Linked DNA regions of Mus musculus: regions 1 and 2 are each linked to region 3. The links are chromatin contacts, found by Hi-C or POLR2A ChIA-PET in ENCODE. All regions are on one chromosome and are shown on one strand. Each heading gives the region's core, a stretch centred on a gene start or an enhancer-like site at or near the end of the contact. The rest is flanking DNA. Distances are from core to core; before and after follow the strand shown.

The links. Hi-C counts contacts between places; a loop is a spot of excess contacts on that map. ChIA-PET counts read pairs that join two places held with the same protein, here RNA polymerase II (POLR2A).
Region 1: POLR2A ChIA-PET joins it to region 3 with 10 read pairs in Patski. The contact joins the enhancer-like site here to the promoter of Tmem120a in region 3. A Hi-C loop is called at or near these places in 1 of 37 maps with a recorded cell type or tissue (adrenal gland). POLR2A ChIA-PET finds 5 or more read pairs at or near these places in 2 of 5 experiments (Patski and embryonic stem cell).
Region 2: a loop to region 3 is called in a map of heart, with 6 times the contacts of the local background. The contact joins the promoter of Styxl1 here to the promoter of Tmem120a in region 3. A Hi-C loop is called at or near these places in 2 of 37 maps with a recorded cell type or tissue (both heart). POLR2A ChIA-PET finds 5 or more read pairs at or near these places in 4 of 5 experiments (Patski and embryonic stem cell).

Annotation. Positions count from the first base shown.
Region 1 is chr5:135,700,418-135,704,024 of GRCm38, reverse strand. The region is part of intron 1 of Por (P450 (cytochrome) oxidoreductase); the gene reads right to left. Among named protein-coding and RNA genes, the nearest start is that of Por, 13 kb to the right of the region's middle. Within about 2 kb of position 1,649, at least 1 of the 3 ENCODE cell types and tissues checked has a DNase peak (open chromatin) inside an H3K27ac peak, as active enhancers do.
Region 2 is chr5:135,775,721-135,779,660 of GRCm38, reverse strand. It overlaps Styxl1 (serine/threonine/tyrosine interacting-like 1), which reads left to right and starts at 1,276. Exons shown (of 9, transcript NM_029659.4): 1 at 1,276-1,410. Mdh2 (malate dehydrogenase 2, NAD (mitochondrial)) reads right to left here and starts at 1,012. Exons shown (of 9, transcript NM_008617.2): 1 at 860-1,012. The coding sequence starts at 925. It overlaps Gm30205 (a long non-coding RNA gene), which reads right to left. Exons shown (of 5, transcript XR_003955810.1): 5 at 1,677-1,739.
Region 3 is chr5:135,742,583-135,746,336 of GRCm38, reverse strand. Tmem120a (transmembrane protein 120A) reads left to right here and starts at 2,165. Exons shown (of 12, transcript NM_172541.2): 1 at 2,165-2,289. The coding sequence starts at 2,209.

The DNA.
Region 1 (3,607 bases), core at 400-2,899, 42 kb after region 3:
GCAGTTGCTTCCCAGCAGCTCGTCATTGTCAAGGCACACTGCGACTGCGCAGAGAGGCCTGGAGCTGGGAGGGCACACTTTAGCTGTGGACCACAGAGAACAGTCCAAAGAGGCCAGGACACCTGTGTCCCAGAAGAACAAACCAAGCCAGAGTGGACGTCTGCCTTTCTTGGGGGGCACTCCCTGCCCCCCAAAACACAGGCCAGATACCAAGGCCCAGCTCCTGACTGGGTGAGTCTAAAATAAGCCCCAGATGTCATGCCAGATTTCTTGACCAAAGGAATACAAGATGGCAGGTGACCAAGTGGTAGGATGGCAGGTACGAAGGCAAGATGGAAACCCCAGTAAATAGCTCAGTGTGGTGACTCAGGCCTGTAATCCACGTACTCGGGAGGTTGAGGCAGGAGGAGCCGGCATGGGTTAAAGGCCAGCCTGGTCTACACCGAGAAGCAGCTGGTCACAATAATCAGAATCACACTGAATACGGGCTAGTGTTCAGCTCACTTGCTCCATCTTAAAGTCGCAGTTAAAAACACATATTTATTTTATTTTGAGTTATGTGTATATGTGTGTGATTATTGTGCACATGAGTTTGGATGTTCGAGACCAGGAGAGGCTATGAGGTCACTTGGAGCTCAAGTCACAGGCTGCTGTGAGCTGCATGATCTGGGTGCTAGAAACTGAACCCAGGTCCTCTGTAAGAGCAGTAAACACCCTTAACCTCCGAACCATCTTTCCAACCCGCTTTCTCCATTTTATACAGTTCATGATGGGCCAGGCTCACCCACAGTCAAGATGGATCTTCCCACATTGATGACATAATCATGATAAGCCCCGCAGTCACATCCACAGCCCAACCCCCAGGCATTCTGGTTTGACAGTTAAGATCAACCATCACAGCTGCAGTCTAGAGCGGAAGGGGGCGCCGTTCCACCAAGGCACCTTCCTGCATCAGCAAGGCCTGGCCTGCATTCAAAGCCTACTTTCTCAAAGACTTCTCTCGCGAGCACGGCCGTGCCCACTCACTCACACACCACCTATGGCTGCCTTTTTGCTAAATAAAACAGCAGTTGCTCAGCTGTCAGATCTTACAGCTCACAAGCTTCAAGAATGTACTATCTGGCCCCTCACAAAGGAAGTCTGCCAGTGTGTCTGACTTAATGAATCACTCTGTACCAATGCTACTTCCGGCTCTTGATCATTTTGGTGTGGTTATGTAAGACGTGAGCATCGGGAAAGCTCGGTGAGAATAGAAAGAAACGCTGTGATATTTCGCAATTGCTGTAAGGGTAAGACTGACTAAGATTAAAGAGTCAGGGCTGAGGAAATGACTCGGTCAGCAGACTGCTTGCACTGAAAGCCTGGAGACCTGCGTCCCATCCCCAGGACCCACGTCACGAGGGTTCAGCCTGTGCATCCCACTTTAAAGTAGTTATTCCTAAAAATATGTATTTCGTGTTCAATAGTGTATATGTGTATGTGCTTACGTGCGTGTGAGTTCGGATGTTCAAGGCCAAAAGAGGTTGTCAGCTCACTTGAAGAAGGCTGGAGGATGCCTAGAGCTCATTGGTCAGCCAGTCTAAGTGCCAGGTCAATGAGAGACCATGTGCCAAAAAAAGCAACATGGAAAGCCAGAGATATGGCGAGGTGGCTAAGAGAACCTGCTGCCCTTGAAGATGACCCAGGTTCCATTCCTAGATCTCCAGGTCCAGGGCTCTGATCCAACAGGCACTGCACACAGTGATATACAGACAAATATGCAAGCAAATACTACACGAGACAGAAGACAGACAGCTCCTGAGGGACAGTTACTAAGGCTTCCTCTGACCTGTACATGTGCACATACATATTCATTCACACGTGCTCACTCACAAACACACACAATACCTGTGCACAAACATTCACGTACACACATATACAAACACACATGCACACTTGAGCATGCACACTCACACACAAACACATACAAATGCAGAATTAAGGGGCAAGTATGGTGATAAACACACCTCAAATCTCAGCACTTGGGAGGCAGAGGCAGGAGGATGGCTGAGAGTTCAAGACCAGCTTGCTTTACGCAGTTCAAGTTTCGCCTGGACCACTAACACCCAGTTTCAAAACAGAAAAGCAAGAAGCTGAGAGTGAACTCAGTGGTGGAGCACTTGCCTGGAGTCACCCAGTGAGGAGCTGGAGAAGTGGCTCGAAGGTATAGTGCTTGCCTGGCATGCATGAGTCCCTAGGTTCAAACCCTAGTACTGCAAATAAGCAGACAAACAGCAGTCAGAACTGCAGAAGAAAGATCCACCTAGAGCAAAGACGCACTGTGTCACTGCCAGCTCACTACACCAAGGTCCATGTATACCTACTGTGCATCAACTGCCATACTAAGTACACAATACAAGTCCTTTCTCTTGTATGACAACCCTGCTTAGAGAAATATTATCTTTCATTTTGCAGACCAACACTTTGCCAAGCAAATTACCCATGGTCCCCTAGCCAGCAACTTCCAGGGTGAGACACAAGGACCCTGTGGGACTCTGATACTTCTGCTGCCATCCTAGCTGTCATTGGCTGCGGAAGACAAGGTGACTGGCTGGCTGGCTCATGATGGTGCTAGGGGTTCCAGGGCTGACAATCCTTCAGACTATGTCATCAACAACAGCTGCACTTCTCCTGTGACTAGGAGAGAAACAGGGACTCGGGAGCCTCTCTTCTACCCCAAAACGGCTTCTAGCCATCTCTTCTACAAGTCAGAATTTGTGAGACTTACCAAAACCAGAGTCCAGAATTTTTTATCAAGGCGTCAGGCCAAAGACTGTCACTGCACTGAGGGCTCTGACTGTACTGTTCTGAGGCCCACCTCACCCCAGTGTCTGTCTGCATTTCAGGTTAACATCAGAGCATAGCTAAGCATTAAAGCTGCCATGGCTGGGGATGCACAGGGGTGGGGGTGGGGTGTGCACGCCTGTCATTTCAGCTCTGCCAGGGTAGAAGCAGAAAGATCAGTGGAGAGCTCAAGGCTAGCTTGGGTTACTGGAGACCCTTATCTCTGTAAGCATCAGCCAAGGTCATGTCCATCACTGAGTACCGGCATCTAGAGCCCTACTGTGTTTTAAGTCTACAACTTGAACACATCAGTAAAAAGTGGGCCATCTCCAACCACAGGATAGAAGACTTTCTTGTGATGTCTATAAAATGATCTACAATTACTAAACCATTTACAAGTTTGCCCATCAGAAGCCAGCAAGATGGCTTATTAGCTAAAAGGTGCTTGCTGCCAACTCTGACAACATGAGTTCCATCCCTGGGACCATGTGCTGGCTCTGGCAAGTTATCCTGACCTCCAACATGCACCCTACCCTCACAAGAATAAGTAAATTTTAAAAAAGAAGGAGTAGGAGGAAGAAGAGGAGGAGAAGAAGGGAGAGGAGGAGGGAGGGGAAGAGGAGGAGGAGGAAGAGGAGGAGGCAGAAGAAAAATGAGCCTAGGGGTGGTGGTACACACCTTTAATGCCAGCACTCAAGATGCAGAGGCAGTTGGATCTCGGAGTTCGAGGACAGTCTGGTCTACAGAGTGAGTTCCAGGACAGCCAGGACTACACAGAAATCCC
Region 2 (3,940 bases), core at 27-2,526, 34 kb before region 3:
CACTCTCATAAATAAATAAATAAATAAATAAATAAAGTCTACAACAGGGGTTCTTAAGCTTCCTAATGCTGCAACCCTTTAATACAGTTCCTCATGTTGAGGTGAACCCTTCAACCATAAAATTACTTTTAAAAATAAAATTGCTACTTCGTAACTGAAATTCTGTTACGGTTATGAGTCGTAATGTAAACATTTGCTACGGGACCCCTGTGAAAGGGTCATTCGATCCCAAGGTTGAGAACCGCTCGCTGGTCTAGTGTGTGATGGCCAAGACACCGATGTCCTTCTCTGGCCTCTGTACAATCATGTGCACATGACACCACACACACTCTGAAAAACGATGCTTGATGCACATCTTTAATGCCGGTACTGAGGCAGAGACTGGACTCCGTGAGTTCGAGGCCAGCCTGGTCCACATAAACGGACATAAAGCAAGCAATCCCTGGGCGGGAAGGCCACTGACTGTGCTAATTTCAATCGAATCTCCCAAACTACTGTGACCCTGATCCGTTCTCCACCCTCGGAGCCCCCGGCACTACGAAGTTAACGTCCGCGTTATTTCTCTCCTGGTGCCTCACATCCATGGAGGCTTCAAGGAGAAAATCAGTTAAGTCGAAGCAATGCAAAGTTGCATATAATGCAACTCGCATCCGGACCGCGAGCCTCGGCTTCTGCACCTACGTGGAGCGCAGACTATGGAGGAAACCTGGACTGACTCTGTCCCCCTTCCATGTTGGTCGGGATGTGAGCCGGGCGGCCCAGACGTCCAGAGTGAGCCTTGGATGGTTAAGAAACGCCGAGCTCCGGGGACGCGTGTGCCGCCCCCGGAGTTCCTTCCTAGGCAGGCAGCCCCTTGTACCTGGGCCGAAGTGCTGAAGCTGCGGCGGAGAGCGGCGCCGGCAGGACGGGCGAGAGCGGACAGCATGGCTAGGGCGGGCGGGACACGGAGCTACTGGCAGGAGCTACAAGAAGACGAGTGACTCCAACGACCTCCACTCTGCGCAGTGGCCGCCCGGTCCAGAGCCACCTGATCTCGCGAGAGAAGCGCAAGAAGCTTGAGCCAAATCTCGCGAGACAGGCTCGGCCGTGTGGTTCCTTGTCTAGCACGCCCTAGACCCGGCGAGCGAGGCCTGACGTCACGATTCTCTCCGGCTCCAAAGAAGTCATCTCTGGGCTCCGGCCACTTCCGAGATCTCGCGAGAGAGGCCCGGCTTCACTTTATCAGGCCGTTCCTTCCCCCGCCTCCTACCCCGCCCCTTGCCCCGCCCCTCCCCACCGTTAGCTTTGCCCACTTCCGGGACCTAGCGCTAGGACAGACGGTCACCAGGATTAGGCGGAATCTTGGGACCGCCCCTAGCAACCCGGTACTAGAAGGACTCTTGGAGCGCTCGCCCGGAGGACAGGCTCTAGGTTAGAAGTACCCGTTATCCCAGGTGGGGCTCCGGTCGGACGTCCTGCCGGGGAGCCTGACAGAAGTCGCGCAGCAGGTCAGGCGGCCCCGGAGCTCCTGACCTCAGCCAGGCCCAACTTTCCTGCCCCCTGGAAGAGGCCGGCTGGGGTCCCGGGGCGTCCCGGGGCGGGGTGGGCAGCATCTCCCCACCTGTTTCCTCCAGAGCCGCCCTTCCGACAAGTTACACAGAGCCTTGTTGAGGTTCCAGGCTTCTCACACAACCCGCTCGGAGGAGCGAGTACTCGCGTTGTCATGGCACCAGGCGATGTGCAGGACCGCGATCCTAGGTCTGGGACGGAGGAAGAAACGTTTGGTGACCGTGCCTCAGGCTTTGGGCTTGTCTCTACCCCTCAAACTCTCCAGCAGTGCAGGGAGCACGGTTCTGCAACTCTTCTTCTTGCTTTTCCTGCTCCCCCCTTCTTTTCCTTCCTTTCTTACTAAAATCCGCACAACACACGATTAAAAAAATAATAACTATTCTAAAGTTCAGGATCAGAGCTGGAGGGATGACTCTGGTTAAGAGCACTTGCTGCTCTTGCAGAGCTTCGATCCTGAGACGCTAGCAGGTGGCCCACAACCCCCTGAAACTCTAGCTTCAGGCATAGCCATTGCCGCAGGCATTCGTGTGCAGGTACCCACGGAGACACAGAAATAAACATTTAAAATGATAAAAATGTAAAAGTAAGGACCCATACACATACAGACGTGCACATATATGCACCTACATACATTCGAACGCATGCTACACACATAAAAAATATTCCGGAGGCTGCAGCAGAAGGATTGATGTGAGTTTGAGGCCAACATGAAACTCTGTTAAAAAAAAAACCAAAAAACAAAATAACAACCATGCAAACAAAAAGTTGGGGAGGGGGTTAGAGAAGGAACTGGAAGGGAGGGAACTGGTTGGATTTGTTCAAAAACACTTGGCATGAATGTGAAGTTCTCCAGCAATAAAGTATAAGTTCAGTGTCCTAGCTGTCCTTGAGCAGGCCTGTATTCCCAGGGACCTGGAGGCTGAAGCAGGATGGTAGCAAGTTCAGTGACTCAGTCTGGTTGGGGACAGTGACAGAGAAAGCAAGGCTGCTGGTGGTAACAAACGAGAACCAAAGAGCATAGCCACACACGAGAGCTGGCGATGGCTGGCCGACTCTCTTCCCTGGCCTCTACCTCTTTGCTGGATGGATAAAGTGTACTACCAGCCCCGTCTGGAATCGGATATGCCTCCCCCGGTTCTTGCCTGGCCTTTGGGGAGCAGAATCTAGTGGGCATCTGAGCAACATTTGGAGAAGTGATATGCGAACCTGGGGAAATGGGCTTGGAACGGAGGTCATGTTAAAAGAACCTTCCAGAGGATGAGCCACTTAAACAGACCTGCCAGAAGACTGGGTGGGTCTTAGTGGGAGCCCTGGAGGAGGGAAGTGCCTCTTGTCTGAGCTGGTAATGGTTCAGTGGGCAGAGAAGCGGGCTGCCAAGCCTGAGTGCAATCTCCAGGGCCCATGCTGCTGATTCTTCAATAGTGCCAAGTATGGAGAGGCAAGGGAAAGGAGGAGACAGGAAGACGTAGCCTTGTGTTCCAGGAGATGCTTTCTATTGGGGTGGGGATATATGGATAAGCACTGCCCTTGATCTTATCTCTGAAGAATATGCTCTGGTAATTGTTTAACTTTCTGACGTCATCTAGGGGTCAGGGAGTATGTATTTATTAATCATTAATTAATTAATTTTGGTTTTCTGAGACGAGGTTTCTCTGTGTAGCCCTGGCTCTCCTGGAACTCTGTAGATTGGACTGATGAACTCAGAGATCCCCCTGCCTCTATCTCCCAAGTGCTGGGATTAAAGGATGCACCACATTTTATGTATGCTATTATTACTTTTAAGGCAGGGTATAATGTACCCCAGGCTGCCCTCATACTTTCTGGGTAGCCAAGGATGGCCTTGAACTCCTGATCTTCCTGCCTCTTAATTCCAGAGTGTTGCTTGCATCAATGTACCCAGTTTATGCAGTGTTGACGATGCAATCCAGGCCCTTGCAAACGGTAGGCAAGCACTGTACCCACTGAGCTTGTCTCATTCTGTTCGTCCAACTTGAGACCATTCTGAGAGTGGGCCCTGGTGAATTCTGGTAGAGTTGACTGAGATTAGAGGAGGTTGGAACCATCAGGTGCTCAGGGCCCCTGAAAACTAGCCAGGAACCTTGGAGCTGCTTCTTTGGGGTGTGTCTAACAAAGCTTTTGAGATCATCACAAGCATGTTAGGAGGAAACAGGACTTGATTTAAACACAAAGGATCCCAGGGCCTGAGGACACAGGGAATGATGGAGTGGCTGGGAGATGTGGGGAAACTACACAATGAGATGGTTGGAATGTGAAGGAAGGGGTAGCTAGAAGGCAGAGTGGGACCAGTATGGCTGGTCTCAAGGGCAGAGAGGGTAAGAGAGAGTTGGTGGTTAACCAGGTCTGAGGTACAAATGACAGGGATGTGGAGGGG
Region 3 (3,754 bases), core at 916-3,415:
TGCCTCTTATCTGAGTGCTGGGATTCCATGTGTTCCACTATGACTGGCCTTCTCAGGCCCTGGCCACTCAGCAGAGCAGAACCCCTTTTCCTTCTGGCTCCTCAGGCACCTCCATACCCGGAGGCGAGCTGCATCGAGCCTACTGCAGTCCTGGCGCAGCTGTGGCGCACTCTGAGGACCTTCACTCTGGAGGTTACCCATGTGAGGGGGTGGGAGGTGGGGAGGGGTGCTCAGCGATGCTTATGTTGCCAGTCCTGCTATGCTTTGTGTTGTGACTAGCTGTCACCGTGTCTATCCCAGGGTGCAGGTCCTCCCACCCAGCCTTAGGGATGCTCCAAACTTCAGAGGCCCTAAAACGGGGGTCTTTGCCACATTCCCAGAGCCAGAGCTCTGCCCACCCACCGCCTCTGAGTCCCTGTGTACAGACTCTGTCCCCAGCTCACTGTGAAGGAGATGCTCTGGCACTCCCACCACACACTCCCAGGTTTAGTTTTTCTTTTCTTTTCCTTTTCTCTTGAGACAGAGTCTTGTAGCTGAGGATGACCTTGAACTTCTGAATCTCCTGTCTCTTTCTTCCAATTGCTAGGAATACAGGCCTGTACAACCACACCAAGCTTGTGGTACTAGGAAGCAAACCCAAGCCTTCCTGCAAGTAGGCATTCGCCAACTAAGCCACATCCCCAAACCCCCCAAATTCCACAAAATCTTCCATGTTTTTGTTACACCATATTTAAAATTATGCACTGTGCCTTGCTTGCATGCACTTCTTTTTTTGCCTGCATATATGTCTATGCACCACATATGTGGGCCTGGTACCAGTGAAGGCCAGAGATGGGTATTGGATCGCCAGGGACTGGAGTGACAGATGGTTGTGAACTACTATGTAGACCTAGGCATTGAAGCCAGGTCCTCTGTAAGAGCAGCCAGTGCTCGTAAGCCGAGCTTCTCTCCAGCTTTATTCTAGATGTCTAGGCGTGCCATGGTACCTGTGTGGACGTCAGAGAACACGTTGCTGAAACCGATTCTCTATTTTCACAACGTGGGTCCTGGGATCAAACTGAAGTCACCAGACTTGGCCACAGGCACTCTTACCTGCTGCGCCCCCTCATGGGCCACAAGTCCCAAAAGCTCTTCCTCAGACTCAGAACAAGTCCGGGTGGAGGCGCTTACAAGGGGACTGATGAAGAATGTAGGGTGTGATGTGGGTGGTAGGTAGAGTGAGTGCGTGTCCTTGGCGAGGGTGACCAGGAACTTCTGATTCTTCCGTCTGCACCTTCCAAATGTTTGCATCACTGGCATGCGCCTCTGCATCTGATCCCCCCCGGCCCACCCCCCACCCCACCCCCATCCCCCCGCCAGGGTTTCTATGTGTAGCCTTGGCTGTCCTGGAACTCACTCTGTAGACCAGGCTGGCCTCGAACTCAGAGATCCACCTGCCTATGCCTTCCAAGTACTGGGATTAAAGGCGTGCGCTGCCTTTAACTACTGCCCCGCACTGCATCTGATGTTTTGTGTGGTGCTTGGGTGAATTGCCCTCTGAGCTTCCAGCATGCTGGGCAAGTTCTGTACCGAGTCTGTAACTTGAACCGCACTGGTAAGGCTTCGGAAGTGACACGGTAGGAAGTTTAGGAGAGGCAGCCTAAAAGTTAAGGACGGAGGAGAGCTTGGAGGACTCAGGGCCAGGAAAGGAGTATCTGTAAAAGCTGAGAGACGAAGGCTGTCCCTAGAGAGGCGCAGCTTCTCAAGGACAAAAGTGTATGAAGAGTATGAGGTGGCTCACGCTTCTAATCTCTGCACGCGGCGAGTCAGAGGCAGGGGTATTTCTTGGTTCCAGACCAGGCTGAGCTACATAGTGAGACACTATCTAAAAATTTCAAAGTGTTAGAAGCACGTGTCTCCTTGGTTTGTGAGTGGTCCGAGGAAGCAGACTTCTCGGGTAAAAATGCTGGCCGCCCAGCTCTGGTCTCAATTCGAGGAGACGCCCTGCGGGCCCATGTCCCCGCCCAGCTCTCGTCCCTGGCTCTGATTGGCTGCTCCTAGGGGCGGGGCTCACGCGCAGATTACGCCGGGCCTTTTCCCGTTGGCAGTCACGGCGGCGCGAGCCCGGAAGCGGACGGGGGCGGTGGCGGAGGCTTCTCCGGCCGGCCGGGGTTGCAGCTCCGTCCTCCCCACTCGCGGCTCTCCGCGGCCAGTGGCGTGGACAAAGACATGCAGTCCCCGCCCCCGGACCCGCTGGGCGACTGCCTGCGCAACTGGGAGGATCTGCAGCAGGACTTCCAAGGTATCCAGGTGAGCGTCCCTGCGGCCATCCAAGCCCCGAGCCACGTCTCTGTCTCGGGGACAAGGGTCAGGCAGTACTAGGTCACACATAAGGCAGCTCGGAGGGGTCAGGGGTCGAGACTCTCCCCTACTTTTCTTCTTAAATGTCTGATGGGAGCCCGGATTGCCCGCGCGTCCCCGGCGTGCCTGGGCGGGATCCCTCTGTGCCGGGATATCTCGACTTTGTGCAAAGGCCTTGAAAACTGATCAGGACTCTTCTGTTGCCCCTCCCCCTGCACTGCTACCCGATCTGGGACCCAGTCCCCTTCCTAAAGAGCAGTCACCCGAGGCAGAACCCAACGGGGCCCAGCCTTTTGGGTCAATTACCCTGCAAACTTGCAGCCGGACAACGCCTTCCCCGCCCTTGGCTAACTCTGCTGAACGCCGCAGGGAAGCAAGTTTAGGTAAAATTCGGGCCTGGTTGGGGAAATCTCAGCCATCTGAGACGGAGGGACAGCGCCCACCTAGGGACAAGAAGAGGCCCAGTACATGTGGCTCTTTCTTGTAGGGAGAGGTGGGCGGGGCAGACTGTACCAGGACCTCCTGGATTGGTAGAGCGACCACTGGAAAACCTCCCATCCCAGGATGGTGTTGTTTGTGGCCACTCTGTCTCCATACCAGAGAGAAGGAAACCAATGCTTCCTGGAAGGCTGTCACTGGGCAGAGGTGGCACATGCTAGAGTTTGAGGAGGATGCGGCAGCTTATTTTGGCATGAGAAACAGACCTAAATAGTGGAGCCTGGCCAATAGGAGACTAGGTTAGACCTTTGCCTCTATTGGACTGTTGCCTAGCCTCATGTGTCCAGGTTTCCCCAGAACGCTGGCACTAGAACTCTCCCTAGAGACCTACACAGCTCCATGTCTCCCAGTTTTGCCATCACCACGATGACCTCAGCCCCTGCCTTGATTTCCCCACACTGCCCCTTGCCCTTCGTTTAGGCTGCAACTTGCAAGGCTCACCCACCAGGGCAAAGTACTTGGGGAAGCTTTGGACCAAAGGTGCTTGCAGGAGGGGAGTGGATGGGAGGGACTGGCCTTAGGGCGGGAAGCCTGACGACCTTTAACCTGAGATGAAACGTCAGGAATGCCAGGGTAGAAGGCAGCATGGCTATCCCTGATTTCCATTCTTTCAGGCTGGGTAGGTAGGAGGATCTGAGAAAGGAAGGGGTGAGTTTAGGCAGCCCCTTTGAGAGCAGCAGTTCTCAGCCTGTGGGTCACCACCCCTTCAGGGAGATTGGATTACCTTTTCACAGGGATCACCTAAATAGCAGAATTACAGATAGGAAATAGCAATGAAAACAATTTTGTGGTTGGGTGGGTCAGCACAGCATGAGGACTGTATTAAAGGGTTGCAGTGTTAGGAAGGTCGAGAACCACTGGGCTAGAGTCCACTTAGAATTCAGACGCCCACCCGAGCTGGGGACAACTGACCTGT